Linked DNA regions of Mus musculus: region 1 is linked to region 2. A link is a loop called in an ENCODE intact Hi-C map of the cell type or tissue named here. Cell type or tissue: left cerebral cortex. All regions are shown on one strand.

Evidence for each region. Hi-C counts contacts between places; a loop is a spot of excess contacts. Peaks named below come from ENCODE experiments on the same cell type or tissue, not always from the same donor. Only the 100,000 strongest peaks of a DNase experiment are listed, where the experiment ranks them.
Region 1: it touches region 2 in a loop (3-fold over the local background); 8 of 42 quality-filtered maps call a loop at or near these places.

Annotation. Positions count from the first base shown.
Region 1 is chr15:98,787,148-98,792,147 of GRCm38, forward strand. It overlaps Wnt1 (wingless-type MMTV integration site family, member 1), which reads left to right and starts at 2,710. Exons shown (of 4, transcript NM_021279.4): 1 at 2,710-3,145; 2 at 3,717-3,970; 3 at 4,545-4,810. The coding sequence starts at 3,042. In left cerebral cortex, CTCF peaks have their summits at 989 and 2,536 (motif pointing left); no DNase peak of the experiment used is centred here.
Region 2 is chr15:98,577,513-98,582,512 of GRCm38, forward strand. All of the region lies in intron 1 of 4930415O20Rik (RIKEN cDNA 4930415O20 gene), which reads left to right. Among named protein-coding and RNA genes, the nearest start is that of 4930415O20Rik, 9.0 kb to the left of the region's middle. In left cerebral cortex, CTCF peaks have their summits at 2,184 and 2,780 (motif pointing right); a DNase peak (open chromatin) is centred at 2,773.

The DNA.
Region 1 (5,000 bases), 210 kb after region 2:
TTAAAGGCGTGTGCCACCACGCCCAGCTCAGCAAACACTTTCTTTCATCTGCTGGGTCTTCTTTGTTTTGGGGAGGCCTTTCTTTTTTTTTTTTGTTTTGTTTTGTTTTGTTTGCTGTTGTTGTTTTGTTCACACATTAAAAAAAATTAAAGGTTCACTTTGTAGCTTTTTGTTTATGCCCATATGCGTATTCACATTTGTGTGGGAACGTCCTTGGAGAAAGCAGGAGCAGGAGTTACAGACAGTTATAAGCTGCCTGACCTGGGTGCTGGGAAACACCTCAGGTCCTCTGGAAGAGCAGTAAGTCCCCTTAACCAATGAACCATCTATCCGTCCAGCCTACATTTAATTTGTTTTCTTATTTACTTTGTCTGCATGTGCATGTGTGTGCATGGGACACTGGATGCCTGTGGAGGTCAGAGGTCAGTCTTCTCTCCTTCCATCCAGCGACGCTCGGGGACTCATATCCTCAGGCTTGGCAGCAAGTGCTTCCTTGTCCCCTTAGTCAGGGATTCTCCATGTAGCCCTGGCTGCCCTGCAACTCTCAATGTAGACCAGGCTAGCCTCGAACTCACAGAGATCCATCTGCCTCTGCCTTCCAAGTGTTAGGGTTGAAGGCTTGCACCACCACAGGCCTTGCTTTGGGTTTTTGAGAGTGTCTACAGAATGCTGGGAGGTGAGGAATAGCCTTGAACTTCTGATCTTCCTGCCTCCCAAGTGCTGGGGTTACAGTCATGCGCCACCAATTCCTGGCTTTTGCAGTGCTGGTGATCCAAACTAGGGCTTCATGCAAGCGAGGCAAACACGGTATCCCAGTTCCTGGGAATGTGGCTTTAACATGGATTCATTTATTAGCAGGGACCTGGGACCTGAAGACACTGCCTTACCAAGCATCTCCTCTGTGAAATAGAAGAGAGGAGAAATATTAAGATCCTGGGAAGGGGGCGCTTCCCTGTGTGACAGTGGTGCGTGATAACCAGGCTGGCAGTGCCCTCTGCATCCCACATTGGGAACAGCAGCCTGATACTCCAAGGCTGCCATGACCCTGAAGATCACTGGAATCAGGAGGAAAGTAGAATCCACAATGGAAGAGTTAAGGCTCTTGGGTAAGAGTGGGAGAAAATGGGGGTGGGGGGTGGGGACACTGCAGAAACCTGGGAGAAAAAAAATCCAACTAAAATCAGGAAACACATGGAGGCACAAATTTGCTAATCTTTCTTTAAAAAACTGTTTCAGGAGATTTATTTTATGTATGTATGTATGTATGTATGTATGTATGTATGTATGTATGTATACGTGCACCTGTGTGTGCTTGGTGTCAGTGGGGCTCAGACATCACCTGATTCCCTGGAACTGGAGTTACAGGTGGCTATAAGCCACCACTTGGGTGCTGAGAACAGAGTCCGGGGCCTCTGGCAGAGCAGTCAGTGCTTTTAGCCACTGAGCCATCTCTCATTCCCCCCAATTATGTTCATCTTGAGTTGGGCAGGTACGGTGGCGGAATAGGCCTGTAATCCCAGCAGTCACTGGACCATCATGGGTTCTACATATTAAACCTTTATGTTAGGTAGGGTCACACAGCAAGATCCGGTCACAAAACCAGCAACAACAAAACCAAAAGGAGCCAGCTTCTTCCCACAAGCATTCTTTCCCTCAGGTCTTCAGCTCCATCTGACAGCTACTCGGCTGGTGGTCCTATCCTTTCTGAGCCTAGTTGCCAGAGAAACAAGCCCGGTTCATCTTCATGACTAGCACATCTAATGATAAGCACAGGTTGACTCAAGGTGCCATAGGGTGACACTAGGTACCCAGAGCGACAGAATGACACCTATGAGTGCACGTCGTTAATCACAAACACACACACACACACACACACACACACACACACACACTCATGCACCCACCTGCAAACACAATTGCAGCCTTCTGGACGTCTCCTGTCACAGCCCCACCTCCTTCCTGATACACTGCGTTAAGTGGTGACTGTAACAAAATGACTTCATGCTCTCCCTGTCCTGAGCCAAATTACACAATTATTTGGAAAGGGCTCAAAATGTTCTTCGTTAGAAGTTTCTGGATACACCAATACACAGGAGCGTGCACCCTCAGAACACATGTACACTTTGACTTAATCTCACGGGTGACACACCGACGCTTACACTCCCCCTAGCCCACAGAGGCAAACTGCTGGGCGCTTCTGAGTTTCTCACTGCCACCAGCTCGGTTTGCTCAGCCTACCCCTACACCCCACGCCCGGGAATCCCTGACCACAGCTCCACCCATGCTCTGTCTCCTTCTTTTCCTTCTCTGTCCAGCCGTCGGGGTTCCTGGGTGAGGAAGTGTCTCCACGGAGTCGCTGGCTAGAACCACAACTTTCATCCTGCCATTCAGAATAGGGAAGAGAAGAGACCACAGCGTAGGGGGGACAGAGGAGACGGACTTCGAGAGGACAGCCCCACCGGCGCGTGTGGGGGAGGCAATCCAGGCTGCAAACAGGTTGTCCCCAGCGCATTGTCTCCGCGCCCCCTGGCGGATGCTGGTCCCCGACGGGCTCCGGACGCGCAGAAGAGTGAGGCCGGCGCGCGTGGGAGGCCATCCCAAGGGGAGGGGTCGGCGGCCAGTGCAGACCTGGAGGCGGGGGCCACCAGGCAGGGGGCGGGGGTGAGCCCCGACGGTTAGCCTGTCAGCTCTTTGCTCAGACCGGCAAGAGCCACAGCTTCGCTCGCCACTCATTGTCTGTGGCCCTGACCAGTGCGCCCTGGTGCTTTTAGTGCCGCCCGGGCCCGGAGGGGCAGCCTCTTCTCACTGCAGTCAGCGCCGCAACTATAAGAGGCCTATAAGAGGCGGTGCCTCCCGCAGTGGCTGCTTCAGCCCAGCAGCCAGGACAGCGAACCATGCTGCCTGCGGCCCGCCTCCAGACTTATTAGAGCCAGCCTGGGAACTCGCATCACTGCCCTCACCGCTGTGTCCAGTCCCACCGTCGCGGACAGCAACCACAGTCGTCAGAACCGCAGCACAGAACCAGCAAGGCCAGGCAGGCCATGGGGCTCTGGGCGCTGCTGCCCAGCTGGGTTTCTACTACGTTGCTACTGGCACTGACCGCTCTGCCCGCAGCCCTGGCTGCCAACAGTAGTGGCCGATGGTGGTAAGTGAGCTAGTACGGGGTCCGCCACTTGTCCTGGGGCAAAGAGCCAGGCACGGGCCTTACCCAGCTCCCACGCTGTGGGGATCACCAACCTACAGACCCCCCTCGTGCATTGTGACTTCACATCCAGGGTGCTCACACCTAGAACTAGCTCTGCTGAAGTGGGGGCACATCATTGGCATGCAGAAGCCCAGATACACCAGGCTCAGAGACCATTCCCATTTAATACGACCCCGTTTCTGCTGAGCAACAGGTCCCAACCTCGCTGTGGTGGGTGCTCAGGTGTCCCTTAGGTCTTGAACCAAAAAAAAAAAAAAAAAAAAAAAAAAAACCAGATATTAGCTTTGAGGTGAGGGAGTGGAATTCCTAAGTTTTTCAAGGTGGGCAAGGCTGCAGGTGGGGTTTCTCCTCGGGGGCTGACTTGAAGAAAGGAAGAGCTAAGGTAGCCATGCCTTTTCTGTCCACTCACTAGACTCTGGAGCTCAGGGCCAGGCAAGGATAGGGTGGTACAGCCTGTATGGTTAGGATGCAGGTCCCCTCCCCTGGACTGAACCCTTATGCATCCCGCCAGGGGCATCGTGAACATAGCCTCCTCCACGAACCTGTTGACGGATTCCAAGAGTCTGCAGCTGGTGCTCGAGCCCAGTCTGCAGCTGCTGAGCCGCAAGCAGCGGCGACTGATCCGACAGAACCCGGGGATCCTGCACAGCGTGAGTGGAGGGCTCCAGAGCGCTGTGCGAGAGTGCAAATGGCAATTCCGAAACCGCCGCTGGAACTGCCCCACTGCTCCGGGGCCCCACCTCTTCGGCAAGATCGTCAACCGAGGTGGGTGCCCAGGAAAGCGACGCTTCCGGGATTAAGGGAAAAGCAGGGTCATCTCCAGGGCATAGGCGGGCGAAGGCAGGGAAGACATCCCAGGGTTATATGTGATCAAACTGAGAATCGCCTGGTGCCGGCAGTTACCGTAGGTCAGCACCAGATTCTTTCTAGCCTTGCGTTGTGAGCATGATCTTTAACGTTGCTGAGCCACTGGCCCACAGAAAGGGAATTCCGGATCGTGGGCGCTGGGCGACAGCTGTTTTTCCCTAGCCTTCCTCAAAGGTACCTGGGAAGCTGATCTCTGAGGGCTAGCTAGGGTTGTGCTTCGCACCCAGCAAAGTTTGCACTGCCAATACTAGTAGCGATCTTGGCTATGCAGATTTGTTCTACTTGGGAATCTCCCCTTGGAGCTGCTCTGCTAAGGCTCTGGAGTCTCAGTAAAGCTTAGAGAGGAGGGCATTCCATGCTTCGCACACATGACTCCAAGGATGTTGGACTGTAGGGTACCAAGTCTTCCAAACAGGGTGCTGAGTTGGCCCCACGCCTTCTCTCAACTGATGCGGGGTCGCTTCACCCACAGGCTGCCGAGAAACAGCGTTCATCTTCGCAATCACCTCCGCCGGGGTCACACATTCCGTGGCGCGCTCCTGCTCCGAAGGCTCCATCGAGTCCTGCACCTGCGACTACCGGCGGCGCGGCCCTGGGGGCCCCGACTGGCACTGGGGGGGCTGCAGTGACAACATCGATTTTGGTCGCCTCTTTGGCCGAGAGTTCGTGGACTCCGGGGAGAAGGGGCGGGACCTACGCTTCCTCATGAACCTTCACAACAACGAGGCAGGGCGAACGGTACGTCGGTGTGTCCGGAACCAATGGCAGGGGAGATGTAAGACAGGTGCACGGGGACAGAGGCACAGGGAAGGGGCTTCCCGAGAGAGTGGGACTCTAGGAGGGAAGACAGAGAAGAGGTGGTGGTTGAGGGCAAAGAGGTTCCTGAGCTGATGACAGAACAGAAGAGATTAGCAGGCTATCAACACGT
Region 2 (5,000 bases):
CTCTCTCTCTCTCTCTCTCTCCCTCCCTCCTTCCTTCCTTTCCTCTTTCTTTTCTTTTTTCTTTCTTTCTCTCTTTCTTTCTCACTCTCTTTTTCTCTCTTTCTTCCTTCTTTCTTTCTTCCTTCCTTTTTCCATTTTGAGACACGGTCTCAATATGTATTTCCACCTGTCCTAGAACTAGCTATGTAAACCAGGCTGGCTCAGACTCACAGAGATCCTCCTGCCTCTGGCTCAGAAATGCTAGGATTAAAAGTGTGAGCCACTACACCCTGCCTGTTTGCATTTCGTAAGAACTATCACCCAGATACAGTTATTCATCGTCATTCTGCCCATCCGTGCTTTGTCTGTAAGTGAACCTATTAACTGCACAGATACAGTTTAGCAAACCGTTAGCGCTCCTGTGTCATCTAATTACCTGCAGCCCAATATTCCTGTTCTGCCAGTTGTCACATTAATGTCCTTACAGCAAAATGTTTCCTCAAGGGTCTAATTAAGGCTTGAGCTCTGCACTTAATGAGCATAGCCCTTCGGTCTCCTCTAATGTGGCCTGGTTCTGCTGCCTCTGTTTCATGGCACTGATGTTTTTGTAGTGTGCATACAGGACATTTTGCAGCATGATCCTTAATTTGGGAATGTACAATGATTCTTGGAATTAGATCTGGCCTAAGCATTGGGGGTGGGAGTGATAAATGACATCAGTACTTCCCATGGTTCAGTGACTGATGCTAAGGACATAACACCTCCATCATTCATTTATTCCATCCTATCCCTCAGGCTCTCTCAGGCTCGATTGCTCCTCACACCAAATGGGTACACTATAATTGGTTCTAAGAGACATACGATTTACAGAATTTTTTTAAAGATTTATTTATTCTATATATGTGAGTACACTGTAGCTGTCTTCAGACACACCAGAAGAAGGCATCAGATCCCATTACAGATGGTTGTGACCCACCATGTGCTTGCTGGGAATTGAACTCAGGACCTCTGGAAGAGCAGTCAGTGCTCTTACCCGCTGAGCCATCTCTCCAGTAATTTACAGAATTTTTATTTTAGTATATTGTTACTATCTTATTGTTAGTTATTAATTTCCTCGTGTTCATGCTCTATAGGTTAAACCTTACTACAGGGATGTATATACAGGAAAACCATGGTCCATACAGAGTACAGCGCTGCCCACAGTCTAAGGCATTGACTGAGGAACTTAGTGCATACTTCCTGAAGACAAAGGGGGACAATGTACTTCCACCCATGCAGCCTGACCCTTGTTCTGACCACATGCACTCAGGCTTCAACCTGCTCGGCCAGCTCAGAGCAGCCACACTCTGATGTGGCCCTTCAGCCAGCCACACCGGCATCTCTGTAAGAGAACCTATTTAATAGTCGTCTTCCCAAACACTTACTACCATGGGATATTTTTATCACAATTTTTTCTTTGAAGGATGATTTTTTTTCTCCCTCTCCTAGTGGGTGTGAGTGTATTAAAACATTCAACTCAAAAAAAGCTCCTCTTGTTCCCTTATTACAGTCTTAATGAAAACTCACTGAGTTGAGTCAACACAGTCAGATATTCCTCCAGTCCCGAATCCTTCCTTTCTTTTCCTCCTGATTAAAAAAATAAAACAAACCCACAGGACTTGGAGAGATGGCTCAGTAGTTAAGAACACTGGCTTCTCTTCCTGAGGACCTGGGTTCAGTTCCCAGAATGCACTTGGCAGCTCACAATCATCTGTAACTCTAGATCCAGGCAATCCCGATGTCCTCCTCTGGTCTCCATGGACACAGAAGGCATGAGGTGTTCATACTCTCAGGCACACACAGACACATTAAACCTCTTTTTAAAATATGCAAAGAGGACAGGGACAGGGAGCAAGCTTCGATCCGTCCTTAACAGGCAGAGCCTCAGTTTCATGTGGCACCCAGGGTTGTGTGGCCTGAAAGAGCCAACACTACACAGGTCCAAAGTGCTTCTGACCCCTTACCAGCAAATGGAGGTGATGGTCTACCTTTTTCTCATAGAGATTAAACAGTAGGAGCTGAGGGTGGTGGCTCATGCTGTAATCCCAGCACTTGGGAGGCTGGAACAGCTCAACCCAGGCTAGGCAGTGAGTTAGCTTCATGTAGAATATAGATGAACTGGGAGGTGGCTGACTGTGTACCACACTTGTGAGGAGAACCTGACAGCCTGAGATTCAATCTTTTTTTTTTTTTAAAGGGAACATTTTTTTAAATTATTTATTTATTATATGTAAGTACACTGTAGCTGTCTTCAGACACTCCAGAAGAGGGCGCCAGATATTGTTACAGATGGTTGTGAGCCACCATGTGGTTGCTGGGATTTGAACTCAGGACCTCTGGAAGAGCAGTCAGTGCTCTTAACCGCTGAGCCATCTCTCCAGCCCCCCTGAGATTCAATCTTAAGAGCATACCTAAAAGCCTGATGCAGGAGTGCACACTCCTGTCACGCCCCAGGGAGGAGATAGGAGAGTCTGACAGCACAGGTAAGCCTAACATATGCAGAGGCCAGCAACAAGAGAGACCGTGTCTCTAACAAGGTGTAAGGCAAGACACACACACACACACACACACACACACACACACACACACACACCTGTAGAGGAAGGGAAAGGAGGAAGGAAGGACATACCTTCAACCCTGCCTGCCATGTCCCCTGCTCAATCTTAGGCTTCTTGGTCTCTCTGAGCCACCTGACTGGTGACTGATCCACTTGCTGAGAACCAAGACATGCTCGCCTGTAAACTCCAGCAGAGGGCACTGTAGTTCCAGCTTTTCAAACAGGAGCATGTGTGGCACAGTTCAGCCAACAGTGGCCTTGGCCAGGGACCCTCTGTGTGCCTTTGTACATAGGACAACTGTATGGAGCTGTATCCTGAAACCACACACACTTATAACCACCACAAGCCATCAAGTTTCATCCATGAAACTAGACAGGGAGCTGTCCATGTGCCTCCCAACCAGCGATGAAGCCTCCAGAGTCGGCCCACTTCCACACTGGTGACTTTATAGCAGCAGAGGGGCCACTTTTCCTCAGCCTTTCCTCCATGCTTTTCCTTACTGGGACTGGTCCGGCTCACTGGGAGAGCGACCTACTAAGTTCCACTCTTTCCTGCTTCCGGTGCTGACTTTCAGAAATTACATCCTACATTTAGTAGAGCTCAGAGACCATGTGCTCTCCCTCTGGATTAATATTTCATATCTTCCATCCAACTCAAGGTTGAGTTTAGGTAAGCAGTCACATCTGTGCATATCTCTCTCTCTTTAATTATTTATTTCTCTTTATTTATTTATTTATTTTATGTATATGAGTATACTGTAGCTGTCTTCAGACACACCAGAAGAGGGCATCGGATCCCATTACAGATGGTTGTGAGCCACCATGTGGTTGCTGGGAATTGAACTCAGGACCTCTAGAAGAGCAGCCAGTGCTCTTAACCACTGAGCCATCTTTCCAGCATATCTGTATACATCTCTAAGGAGTCTGATGCTGTCAGTCCAAGTCCTCTGTCTCTCCTCTATGTGGAAACCTCCACATAGCTATTTCAAGATGCAGTTGTGTATGATCAGAAAGAGAATCTCTGGATCCAAGCAATTCAGGGGAAACTCATGTTTCTACCTCAACCACAGGCAAATGACTTAAATTCTCTGTTTTTGTTTTTGTTTGTTTGTTTTAAGTCCCTACTTATTAGGGGACACATGAGTATTGGCTATCTTTATCTCTAGGAAATCCACTTTACCTAAGTAGTCTGAAGCATTAAGTCGCTCTGCGGCTCATGCCCCATCTGCTTCCCCTACATTCAGAATGAGCAGGCACACCACTAAAGGAAGACACAAAAGCACGAAACTGGCCTTGCATGGCAAACTTACCCTGAGAATATGGTTCCCTGGGCCCCTGCTTCTGTCCCTTTCCTCCCGAAGCACAGATAATGACCTTGCGTCATCAGGGAAGACAGAAAGTACAGATAGCCCTTCGAACACACGTCAGCAAATCATCTTAATATCCCCAGGCCAATACCATTGGATATGACCTCGATAGGGATAATTTTCAAATTAAAAATAGGTTTGTGTGTATGTCTGCTCTATGTGTATATGATGTCTCTGTGTGTGTGTGTGTGCACTTGTGTGTGTGTGTGCGTGTGTGTATGAGTAGGCCTGTGCTCACACGGAAGCTGGAGGAGAGCCCGGGATGTCCTACCGTTCTCTCTACCTTGATCTTTTGAGGCAAGGGCTCCTGAAGAACTTGGAACTCCCACTTTTTGACTAGAATTGCAGCCAGCAAACATCAGCGATCCCCCTGTTTATTATGTCTCCTCTGTGTTGGAGTTACAGGCATGAACGCATGCGGCCCCACCCAGCCTTGTCAGTGTGAGGATATTAAACTCTGGTTCTCAAGTTAGCAGAGCGAGCTAACAGTCCTGACTACTGGGCCAGCCAGCCCAGAAGTCATAGTGGTTTTATGTACAATACCATAACATTTTCTCTCATCCTGACCTCATATGAATTTCCCATTAAGTGGTATTACCATTTGTAAACCAGCAAGACCAAGACAATTGCAAGTACTGTATAATGACTGTTGCCATTAGAACCTGTAACCAACCCTTAACCTAGAAGTCAGACTTCAAGGAGTTACCGAGTCTGTGAATAACTAGATACTAGAGCCATCCCCTGCTCACATGACAACCTATAAGACTGAAAACTCTGCATCATTAGTTAGGATGAGACCAAGATCCACCCAAGCACTCTCGTATCATCCAGGATGTCTTCAAAGTGCAGTCAATGCATTAAATGTACTCTTGTGGCAACTCCCAACATATGGCCCGATGCTAGAAGAAGCTATTCACGGTCCCTCCTATTTCCTCAGGAATCACGTGTCTCTTACCCACCCTTCGTGCCGGCACCTTCCAAACCTGGGCAGGCTGGGGAAGCTATAAGCTACCAAGGATATCTCCCAGTTTGACAAGAAAGAAAAAAAGAAAAAAGAA